3 separate regions of the Homo sapiens genome follow, and regions 1 and 2 are each linked to region 3. The links are chromatin contacts, found by Hi-C or POLR2A ChIA-PET in ENCODE. All regions are on one chromosome and are shown on one strand. The core of a region is the stretch at or near the end of the contact, and the rest is flanking DNA. Distances in the headings are between cores, read along the strand shown.

Region 1 (3,184 bases), core at 525-3,024, 98 kb before region 3:
GACTCAGGAGAGCCGGTGGAGTCACTCCAGCTCAAGCCCAGAGGCCTGAGAACCGGGAGCTCCATGTCCAAGAGCAGCAGAAGGTGGGTGTCCCAGCTCAAGCAGAGAGAGCACATTCACTCTTTCTCTACATTTTTGTTCTAGCTGGGTTCTCAATGATTGGATGATATCCACCCACACTGGTGAGGGCAGATCCTTACTCAGTGTGCCAGTCTCTTCCAGAAACTCCCTCCCAGACACAACTTGAAATTATGCTTTACCAGCTACCTGGGCATCCCTTGGCTCAGTCAGGCTGACGCATGATATTAACCATCACATAGGTCAGCAAACATTACTGAACACCTGCTCTGTGCTGGCACCACTCCAGGTTGGGGTTCAGATGCATCTGAGCGCCAATGTAAATCCTGCCACCCAGGAGCTGTTAACCCTCAGACAAGTCACTTAACCTCTCTGGGCCTCAGTGTCCTCCTCTGTAAAATGAGATCCTGGCCATCACCTTCCTATTGCAGAGAGTTCCTGGGGATACAAAGGAGACCACACACAGAACCAAGTGCCACAGGCATGTGCCACTGTCCCCCTTGGCTGTCTTTCCGCATCACATAGGGCCAGGCCATTCCCACAGCTGAGCTACATGAACAGCTACACCATGAACAGCTTGTGGACAGAAATGACCTCAACTTAAGTCTTTTACACTTACTAAATCTAATGCGCCTTTATACATGAAGCTTCTGATATATCAGTCAGGAAATGAAAGTTATGGATCCGGGGCTAACCATAAATCACCCACTTATGAATGTATATGCAGTAAGTCATTAATGTTACCACTGTCTGCAGAAAGTGCTACACAGAGAATTCAGTCCCCTACAGTTTGGCTCTAAATAACTCCACTCTCTGCTGGAATAAGCCAAGGCTCTTGGCCAAAATTAAGTCCTGGCTGAAGGTAAGAGTACTTATACCCACAGATGACTATGGAAAATTGGTTCCCAACCTAGTCTTAAAATAAATACCAAATCAGAAAAAAAAAGCCATTGATCCCCATGTTAACAAAATAAAGGAACTAACACAAATGCAGTTAGTTGAATATATACTACGCTCTATAAAGTATGATATAATATACTTTAGGATATAATAGCTCATATAATCCTGACAATAGCCTTACCAGGTCAGTATGATTTGCATGTCAGGAAACTGAGGCTCCAAGAAGTTAACTGACTTGCCTGGGGCTCACAGGGCCAGGAAGCAAAGAACCAGAGTCTAATCCCCCACCTGACGCTAGCCACTCGGCAGGGGGCTCAAAAGAAGTCACTGGTATGATCCTTCCTGCAGGCCATCCATAACAGCTACCTAGAGAGTTACTTTACACATTCTGGATGACAGAACTACTACCTACAAAATGCATGTTTTGAAATTCTGTTTAACACGATCTGGAGCAATGCAAACAAGGCAAAGTTCTCCCACTCTTAGCTGTGGCTGCAAATCCCAGGAGTTGGGGGAAGGTGAAGCTGGATTCCCAGTAGCATCAGAGACCTCCCCACAGGCTCACTTCCTTAGGAGATGCTGCAGTGAAGAGGCACTTGTACTCCCCGCTAAAATGTAGGACCCACAGAAGAAAGTCAGGGTCACTTCAACATGCTCTGGCCACCTGGGAGAAGGAGTTCACTCTGGTTGGGTGACGAAGGGCTTCCGAGGAGCCGACACCCAGAGCTGAGCCAAAGGGACAACCGAGACAAAGAGCCGGGGCATGTGGGGCACAGCAGGGGCCCAGCTCAGCCAAATCTAGGGAGAGTGGAGGACAAGCGGCTGCCATGGCCAGCTGCCAAACGGGAGCCTCGGCATCTGTCAGCGAGCACCAGCCAACTTTCAAATGCACAGGGAGGGAGAAGGGGGCACTCTCAGATTCTGCCCAAAGGGACCAGTCACACCCACACCCTGTGCTCATGAACGCTGCTGAGGAGGAGCTTGAGGACCAGGGGCGCTGGACAGAAATCCCTCCTCATGCAAGGGGCTCAGCAGGTCTCCAGCCAGCTGAACACCTCCTCTCCTTTGATTCCCACCTTAACCCAGTCTGCTGGCTGGTGCAGGGCAGCCTCACCTACCTTCACAGCTGAGAACAAGGGGCTCATGGCACGGAAGCGGAAGGCAGGCAGGCCAGCACGCACCCCAGGCGGCCAATTCCCCCCACAAGTCTCCAGCCAACACTGCCTGCCCCCACCTCACCTCCAAGGAGCAGCCAGCCAAGGTTCTGAAGCAGGCCCAGCCACAGGGCTCCTGCCATCTGCTTTAGAACCTGTGATGCCAGCCTCCTTCAAACACACTGAAGCCACCTCCCGCCTTCTGTCACCTCACTGGGGCTGACTGGGCAATATCTGCCTGTAGCCCCTTGGCCAGGGACCCCTTGAGGCAGGGAGATCTCCCATCTGCCCTTATTTTGAGAAGAAACCCTAAGAGAACATGGCTAAGTTAACGAACGTTTACCACCCACCCCTCTTCCTTCTGGGTTGATTCTGTCTGGGATGCCTTTGTTCACCAAGCACCTAACAGGCATGAGTACCCTGAGATGGTGTCGAACCCAGAGAGGATGACGGACAGGCCTGACGAACACCATCCTTGAATCTCATGGCCCTCTGCAGCCTCGTGGGCCTCACTTCCAAGCAAACACTCCATGACTGTTCAGTGGCTTAAATGTTAACCCAACAGCCTATTTCCTGCATAGAGTTTTTAAATCCCCAACTGCTTCCTCATTTCCCAACAACTTTCCCCCAACACAGTGGAAAAAGGCCAGCGGCTCCCATGCAGCAAGGAAATGGCCATGGTGCCCAACAGAGGTGCTAATTGGCCGCAGCTGGGCCTGGGACCAGCAGGACCGAGGTGCAAAGACACCTGCAGCAGGTGCTCCCGGGCTTCTCCCAGCCAGGAAGGCAGATGTTTAAGATGAAGCACCTGCAGCTGTGGCTTGTGACGTCTTAAAGCCATGACTGCATTAGCAGTTCCCTCTGCAGGGATGCCCTGAAATAAATATCAAGGCAGCTCTGGCCCGGTGTGGGGAAGCAGGGAAACCGCCCTCCAGGGCCTGCTTAGCAGGATGCTGGCGAGGAAGGTTGCTGGAAACCTGCTCTGAGCAGGCCTCTGCAGAAGCAGGCAGTGGGGACAAGCAGAGAGGCACAGGGAGAACAGTGCCACCCTG
Region 2 (3,373 bases), core at 583-3,082, 84 kb after region 3:
ATTGGTCATCTGGTTCCAAAAAGCAAGGTGCACTGGGGAAAGAGGCAGCCCAGGGCATGGAAAAGAGAGGGGGCTCTGGAGCCATCGTTTGGAGTTTAAGCCCTGTCTCTGCCTCTCACTGGCTGTGTGATCTCAGGCTGGCACCTTAACCTCCCTGAGCCTCAAGGTCGCCATCCGTAAGATATGCTTCCCTCCCAGAAGGGGCTAGGGATGGGTGATTGTACATGTAAACCCTTCTGCTGGTGCAGGGTGCCCAGGATGAGTGTGAGAAGGAGGGCTGCCATGGTTCCCCTGCAGCCACCTCTGACTCTCGGCAGGTAGGCTAGGCTCCAGGACCACCTGCCCCCTCTGGGGAGTGCAGATGTGAGCGAGACCCAGGGGGTGGGGGCAGCCTTGGATCCACAGTCCCAGCTTCGGAGGCTATTCTGGTTCCAATTCAGAATCCCTGGCTCCTGGCTCAATGGGCTTTGTCCCAGAGATGTAATTTCTATTTTGATTCCATGTGACATTTAATGAAATGGCTTTCAGACACCACACAGTGACGGAGTTATGAAACCACAGCTTCTGGATCCTCAACACGCCTCACGATGACAGGACCCCTCTTGCTGCTTAGGGAGCTGCCCCAAGTCTCTTGAGGCCTGGGGCCCAGGACCACTGAGGTGGGGTCTTCACTGCGGAGTCCCTGGGGTCTGCCCCAGGCCCACTGTCTGGCACCCACGTCTCATCCTAGCTGGACTCACAGCAGCCTCTGCCTGGGTTCCCGCCTCAGTCTCCCTCTTGCCAATCCAGTGTTGTTCTAACTGCAGATCAAAAATATTCAGGGAGAGAGGAAGCCAATGTAGAGGATTGCAAACAGCATTGTTCATAGAACAAATGAGCCAGAATAGAAGCAGAACAGAACACGCCAGAACGAGCTGCACATGGCAAGGGCGACTGCAGCTCACAAGCCTGGGCTGCGAGTGTGCACACTAGGTCTCTATGTATGGGAATTTGAGAAAGTTTGAATGACGTGGCTCTAACTCACCACCGTGCCACTCCCCAGTTACAACTTTCGGGATGGACTTCAGACCCCTCAGCACAGCACTAAAAACCCCTCCAGACCTGGCCCCTGTCTACCCACCCACCTGGCCCACAGCCAACTCCAACCACACTGAGCCACTGGGTACTGCAAACTCTGCCAGGAGCTCCCATACCTGCCTGGAATGCAAGAGCCTCCCTCCTCTCTCCAGGCCTCCTTCCCTCCCTCCTTTCCCTCCCGCAGCTTCCACTCTCCCACAGACTCCTACAGATCCCTTACCCTTCAAGGGAAAGGCCACCTCCTCTTTGGTGTCTCCCTGATTCCCCAGCAGCCTTGGGGGCTCCCGGCCCGGTGCTCATGCTACATGGTGTACACTTTGCATAACACGGTCACCCCCACCAGCCAGTGGGGTCATTGTTTTCATGCCTCCCCGCCCTTCCCCCAGTGGGCAGCTAGGACTTCCCTCGAGGGGCTGGCTGAGCTCCTTGGTGCTCAATGTCGTACCATTTACTGACGGCAAGTGCAGGCTGACACCGGGGCCTCTCCCAGGTGACCCTCTCCACATGCTGACCCTCCCTGGGTAAAGACAACCTCCTAGATTCTATAGAAGCAAAGATATAAATATCTCCGGAGCCCTTCCGTTCAAAAGGAAGTAGAAGCCCTACAATTTCTCAACAACTTGGCTATTAAAAATAGGAATTCCACCTACACACCAGAACAGTTTGTTGCGGATCATGGAAGGGCCAGAATCGTGAGGTCACATGTGTTTGGGACTGAGAAAGCTGCTGGACCCAAAAGCTGAGCACTGTAAGAAGGCAGGCAGCTGTCTGCAGCTGGTGCTACAGCCCCGAGGCCCCAGAAATCTCTAGAACCACAGGGATGCCGAATGGTACTCTGCCAAGAGTTTTATAAAACTCACTTCCCCACCACATCATGTGAACATCTGCACAGCACAGGTTCCAAAGGAAATTGAAAAAGAAATAAATCGTGCATTAGCAAGCGTATCTGAGACCTCGTCTCTGACCTTGGAAGAGTGTGAGGAGATGCCTCAGACGCCGGCTCCTGCTGCCACCTCCTCCCACTCCCCGTCCTCAAAACAGAGCCCCAGACCCGGCCCAGAGTTGGGGTCCCCTGAGGATTCAGTCTTCCACATTCATTTCCTGGCCCTCAAGGCCTGAAGCTCCATCCTTCCGCTACCCCCTTGGGTTACAGGAGAGTCCCCAACAGGCGCTGTGCGTGAATAGTGATGGCAGAGCGGACATGCATTCTGTCAGATCCACAGCCACTCCAGAGACAGCCTTGGTGGAGACGGGAGAGGAGGAAGGGGAAGAAAGTGGGCAGAGGGGCCGGGTGTGGTGGCTCACGCCTGTAATCCCAGCACTTTGGGAGGCCAAGGCGGGCGGATCACAAGATCAAGGGATCGAGACCATCCTGGCCAACATGGTGAAACCCCGTCTCTACTACAAATACAAAAATTAGCTGGACACGGTGGTGCACACCTGTAGTCCCAGCTACTCGAGAGGCTGAGGCAGGAGAATTGCTTGAACCCAGGAGGCGGAGGTTGCAGTGAGCCAAGATCGTACCACTGTACCACCTGGCGACAGAGCAAGACTCCGTCTCAAAGAAAAAAAAAAATTGTGCAGAGGTAGCGAGCCCCACTGATGACTCCCACTCTGGGGGCCAGGGACTCCAGTCATGATCTCAACCAGGCCCCCCCAGTGCAACCTGCACGTTACCGTGTCAGACACAGCAGCTTCCCCTGCGGGTCACTCACTCGCTCATTCATTCAACAACACTGAGAGTGCCTGGCCAGGTGCTGGCTGAGCACACCGGAGGACACGGACCCCATCCCTGCCCTCAGGGCACTCAGCTGGAACAAGGCATCAGAAAAGTGTACGATTCTGTGCACTTTGGATAGTATGAAAAAGCGAAGTGGTAAACACTTGGGGCCATGAGGGCTCTGAGGAGGCCCCTAATCTGGCCTCACTGGGTCTGAGGAGGTTCCCAGGGAAAGTGACCTGTAAGTTGAGACCTGAAAGATCAGGAGCGGGTGGGTGGGGACAAAGTCCAGGCTAAGGGAACAGCCTGTGTGAAGGCAGGAGGCTAGAGGATGTGGTGTTTAAGAAGCTCAGGCTCAGGCCAGGCATGGTGGCTCACGCCTGTAATCCCGGCCCTTTGGGAGGCCAAGGCAGGCAGATCACGAGGTCAGGAGATCAAGACCATCCTGGCTAACACGGTGAAACTCTGTCTCTACTAAAAATACAAAAAATTAGCCAGGCGAGGTGGTGGGCGCCTGTAGTCCCAGCTACACGGGAGGCTGAGGCCGGAGAACGGCATGAACCCAGGAGGCAGAGC
Region 3 (3,436 bases), core at 853-3,352:
ATAAAAAAGGACTGAGGCCATGTCTACCTATGTGCTTGGGAACAATTAATCTTAATTAGGAAAGAAAGAAACTAAAATCTATAAGTGCCCCCACTTTCTGTGTCCCAGGCACTATGCCAGGCCTTTCACATACTTCGTTTCATCTTCCCAACAAAGCTGTGAGGCGGCGTATTAGTTCAGATAACTCTAGCTGCTATAACAAATAGACCCAAAATGTATACCGGCTCCACAACAGGGGTTTACTGCTCACTCACACCCAGTCAAGGCAGATGTCCCTGACCAGTAGAAGCTCTCCTCTGTGCAGTGACCACACAGAGACCCAGGCTCCTTCCATCCCAGGGTCACCAGCCACGAGGGCCTCAATCTCCCCTGTTTTCAGCTGGGAAAAGCTTGGCAGAGCTTGGAGGGGACCCAGCTATTCCTATAATAACATCCTTGACACAGGAATTGCATGCCTTGCTCCATTTGCCTTCAGTTGGCTGAAGCTCACTCACACCGAGCTGTTAGGAGGATGGAAAGTGCCCCTGGAGGCCAGGTGTGGAGGCTCACACTGTAATCCCAGCACTCTGGGAGGCTGAGGCAGGCAGATTGCTTGAGCCCAAAAGTTCTAGACCAGCCTTGGCAACATAGTGATACCTCATCTCTACAAAACAGCAAAAAAATTAGCTGGGTGTGGTGGCATACTCCTGTAGTCCCAGCTACTCAGGAGGCTGAGGTGGGAGGATCCCTTGAGCCTGGGAGGTTGAGGCTACAGTGAGCCAAGATTGATCCACTGCACTCCAGCCTGGGCGACACAGCAAGATCTAGTCTAAAAAAAAAAATGGAGGGGGTGGGGAGTGTACCTGGAAAGACAAGGAAATGGATATCTCGGGAAGAGCTTGCAGCTTCTCCTACAGGGAGGGTTCATCCGCTCTGTGGGTGAATAAGAGGCTCAGGCTGCTAACGGACTAGATCAGGATTTGGACTCAGGACTCTCTGGGCCCAAGTCCCACTCACTTCCCTTCTCTTCATGCTGCCTGAATTGGTAATCGGGACAGGATACCAAATGACCTTTCTTCTGGTGGCGCTTACAGTCCCTTTCTAGGAACACTCTAAACACTGGAAGAACAATTCCAAATGAAACGGAACAGAATGGGAAGCACTGCAACAGTGAGGGCCCAGGCCCCATGGCCAGGCGAGTCAGTGGGTGCTGCAGGGAAGAGGGATGGGGCACAGCTCCCAGGTGGGGCACAGCAGAACACCTAGCTGGGCTCCAGCAATGGCCCTGGCCAGGGCCTGGACGTGGAAATGAGGGTCAGCCCTGTGGCTGTTGACAATGTAGACCTTTCTGGGAGTAAACTGGGGGAAGGGAGCTACAGGAGCATCGTGACTGCTGTTGGTGGCTGGACCTCAGTTTCCCCAGCAAGGCCCCACTTGAATCAGATCATTCAGAAGAGGATGATGAAGTTGGCTCCATTCAGCTTTTGAGGCTGCTGCCAACAAAAAGAGTGAAGACATCCTGAAACGGTGGGTTCCTGGTTTGCTCCACCCCAATCCTCCAGCCCCTGACCCCCTGTGGAGCCCCCCACCCTCCCCCTGTTCACGCTTCTCCTCAGGCCCGGAGGCCCAGTCTCGGAGCTTCTTTGCAGAGCCATCTGAGACAGGGCACCTAGAGCCCGTACGTCAGTGGCAGCCCGGCCCAGCTCCCCTACCTGGGGCCTTGGGCTCAGCTCCTCCCTTCTGAGTCTGTGTGTTTAAAAGAAAAAAGGCCATGGTTTCAGCCTGGGCAGTCTGAGGGGGCAGCATTGACGAGGCCTTGCCATCTCTCAGCAAAACACCCGCATTTAAACCTGGAGACAGATGCTCCGGGTGGGGCAGGGACTCGCCCCAGGTCGCCAAGCACCTTAATAAACACGGTGTATTTGTGCTTCCCAGGAAAGGTGTGCTTGGCCGCCCCTCCCTGATATCAGAGCTTTCATGGTGCTTTTTATTGACCAAGAAGATAAAGAGCTCAGTTAAATAACTGGGTAAATAACTGGCCTCGGACCAGGTGCTGGTCTGGGACATAGATCAGCCTTTTTCAATGAAGGAGAAGTCTTGCCCTATTCCCAGACAGCCCCCAGCCCTGCTTTGGGCAGTGAGCAGTGGCGCCTGGGAGGGAGTTGGCTGATCAATCGTGTCTCCTGGGGCAGACATCTCTACACAGGAGCCGCTCGCCTTGCTCTCAACCTTGGCTGTGCATTGAAATCACCAGGGGAATTTAAAATGCCAGTGCACCCGCCTCACTCCCAGGGACTTCGATTTGATTAGCTTGTGGTGCGGCCCAGGCACTTGACATAAAGGCCTCCCAGACATTGCAGCGTGAGCCAGGGCTGAACCCCCCTCACTAAGTGGGGTCAGACACTGTGTGGGATGGTTCCCATTTCAGTGGTGTAAAGATTCCCGCCAAGCAACCACATTTTAACAACCAGCTTCCACCATTCCTCCCATGGAATTCCAGGCTCTCGGGAGCCATGGAGCTGGCTCTAACTGTCCATCATCCATGAGGCACCTGGGCACGACCTCTCCTAGTTGGAACAGAACAGAACAAGAAGGAAGCTTCCAGGCTGTCAAAACAAAAAGTCTCAAAGCCTGTGCCCCACAGCTGAGATCTGATTTTAAATGACCTTTTGGAAGAGGAGACAGAAAAGAAACGCTTTCCTGCAAATGAAAGATGAGGGGACAAACCACAGTATGGGGTCATTCAATTAAGGGGCAAGAAGTACTCAGCTCCAAGGAAAAGGACGGGCTTCCTGCAGCCAGCGACGTTCCAGGCAGTGACTCAGAGCGAGGGACTCTAAGAAGGCAGCTCTGGCCGGGCACGGTGGCTCACGCCTGTAATCCCAGCACTTTGGGAGGCCGAGGCAGGCGGATCACCAGGTCAGGAGATCGAGACTATCCTGGCTAACATGGTGAAACCCCATCTCTACTAAAAATACAAAAAATTAGCCAGGCATGGTGGCGGGTGCCTGTAGTCCCACCTACTCGGGAGGCTGAGGCAGGAGAATGGTGTGAACCCCGGGAGGCGGAGCTGGCAGTGAGCCAAGATTTCGTGCACTCTAGTTTGGGCAACAGAGCGAGACTCCGTCTCAAAAAAAAAAAAAAAAAATAGAAGGCAGCTCTAAGGGGAGGGATCCTAGGAGACAAAAGAATGAATCCTGGACTACACTAAGTGCCTCTGTTCTCACAGGCTAGCAGGGGCGTGGAGACAGATTCCCGGCCTGTATGAGCCTTGCCTTCAGCATCTTCCCTCCCCCATAGACAGGCAAGCAGCTCTCGATGGGTTTTCTATTGAAATCCGTGGCCTTGACTGGCCAGAGGTCTCTGTCCTGCAGGCAGGAGGAAGCGTACAGGGGCTGCCTGGGGTTGGGCCATGCTGTTAGGAACCTTGACCTTGGAGTCCTGCTCCAACCCTGTG

Evidence for each region. A loop is a pair of places that touch in the nucleus more often than their neighbours do. ChIA-PET counts read pairs that join two places held with the same protein, here RNA polymerase II (POLR2A). Pooled maps may share reads with other maps.
Region 1: a loop to region 3 is called in a map of HepG2, with 2.4 times the contacts of the local background. The contact joins two enhancer-like sites. A Hi-C loop is called at or near these places in 2 of 168 maps with a recorded cell type or tissue (HepG2 and heart right ventricle) and 1 of 50 pooled maps. POLR2A ChIA-PET finds 5 or more read pairs at or near these places in 2 of 52 experiments (HEK293 and activated CD4-positive, alpha-beta T cell).
Region 2: a loop to region 3 is called in a map of naive thymus-derived CD4-positive, alpha-beta T cell, with 2.2 times the contacts of the local background. The contact joins two enhancer-like sites. A Hi-C loop is called at or near these places in 1 of 168 maps with a recorded cell type or tissue (naive thymus-derived CD4-positive, alpha-beta T cell). POLR2A ChIA-PET finds 5 or more read pairs at or near these places in 4 of 52 experiments (AG04450, GM12878, IMR-90 and 1 more).

The regions. Positions count from the first base shown.
Region 1 is chr2:10,325,485-10,328,668 of GRCh38, reverse strand. All of the region lies in intron 1 of HPCAL1 (hippocalcin like 1), which reads right to left. Among named protein-coding and RNA genes, the nearest start is that of HPCAL1, 24 kb to the right of the region's middle. Within about 2 kb of position 1,774, at least 8 of the 41 ENCODE cell types and tissues checked have a DNase peak (open chromatin) inside an H3K27ac peak, as active enhancers do.
Region 2 is chr2:10,142,955-10,146,327 of GRCh38, reverse strand. It overlaps a transcript of RRM2 not described here. Among named protein-coding and RNA genes, the nearest start is that of RRM2, 22 kb to the right of the region's middle. RefSeq lists an enhancer at 2,998-3,373. Within about 2 kb of position 1,832, at least 6 of the 41 ENCODE cell types and tissues checked have a DNase peak (open chromatin) inside an H3K27ac peak, as active enhancers do.
Region 3 is chr2:10,227,456-10,230,891 of GRCh38, reverse strand. No RefSeq gene overlaps it. Among named protein-coding and RNA genes, the nearest start is that of MIR4261, 37 kb to the right of the region's middle. Within about 2 kb of position 2,102, at least 3 of the 41 ENCODE cell types and tissues checked have a DNase peak (open chromatin) inside an H3K27ac peak, as active enhancers do.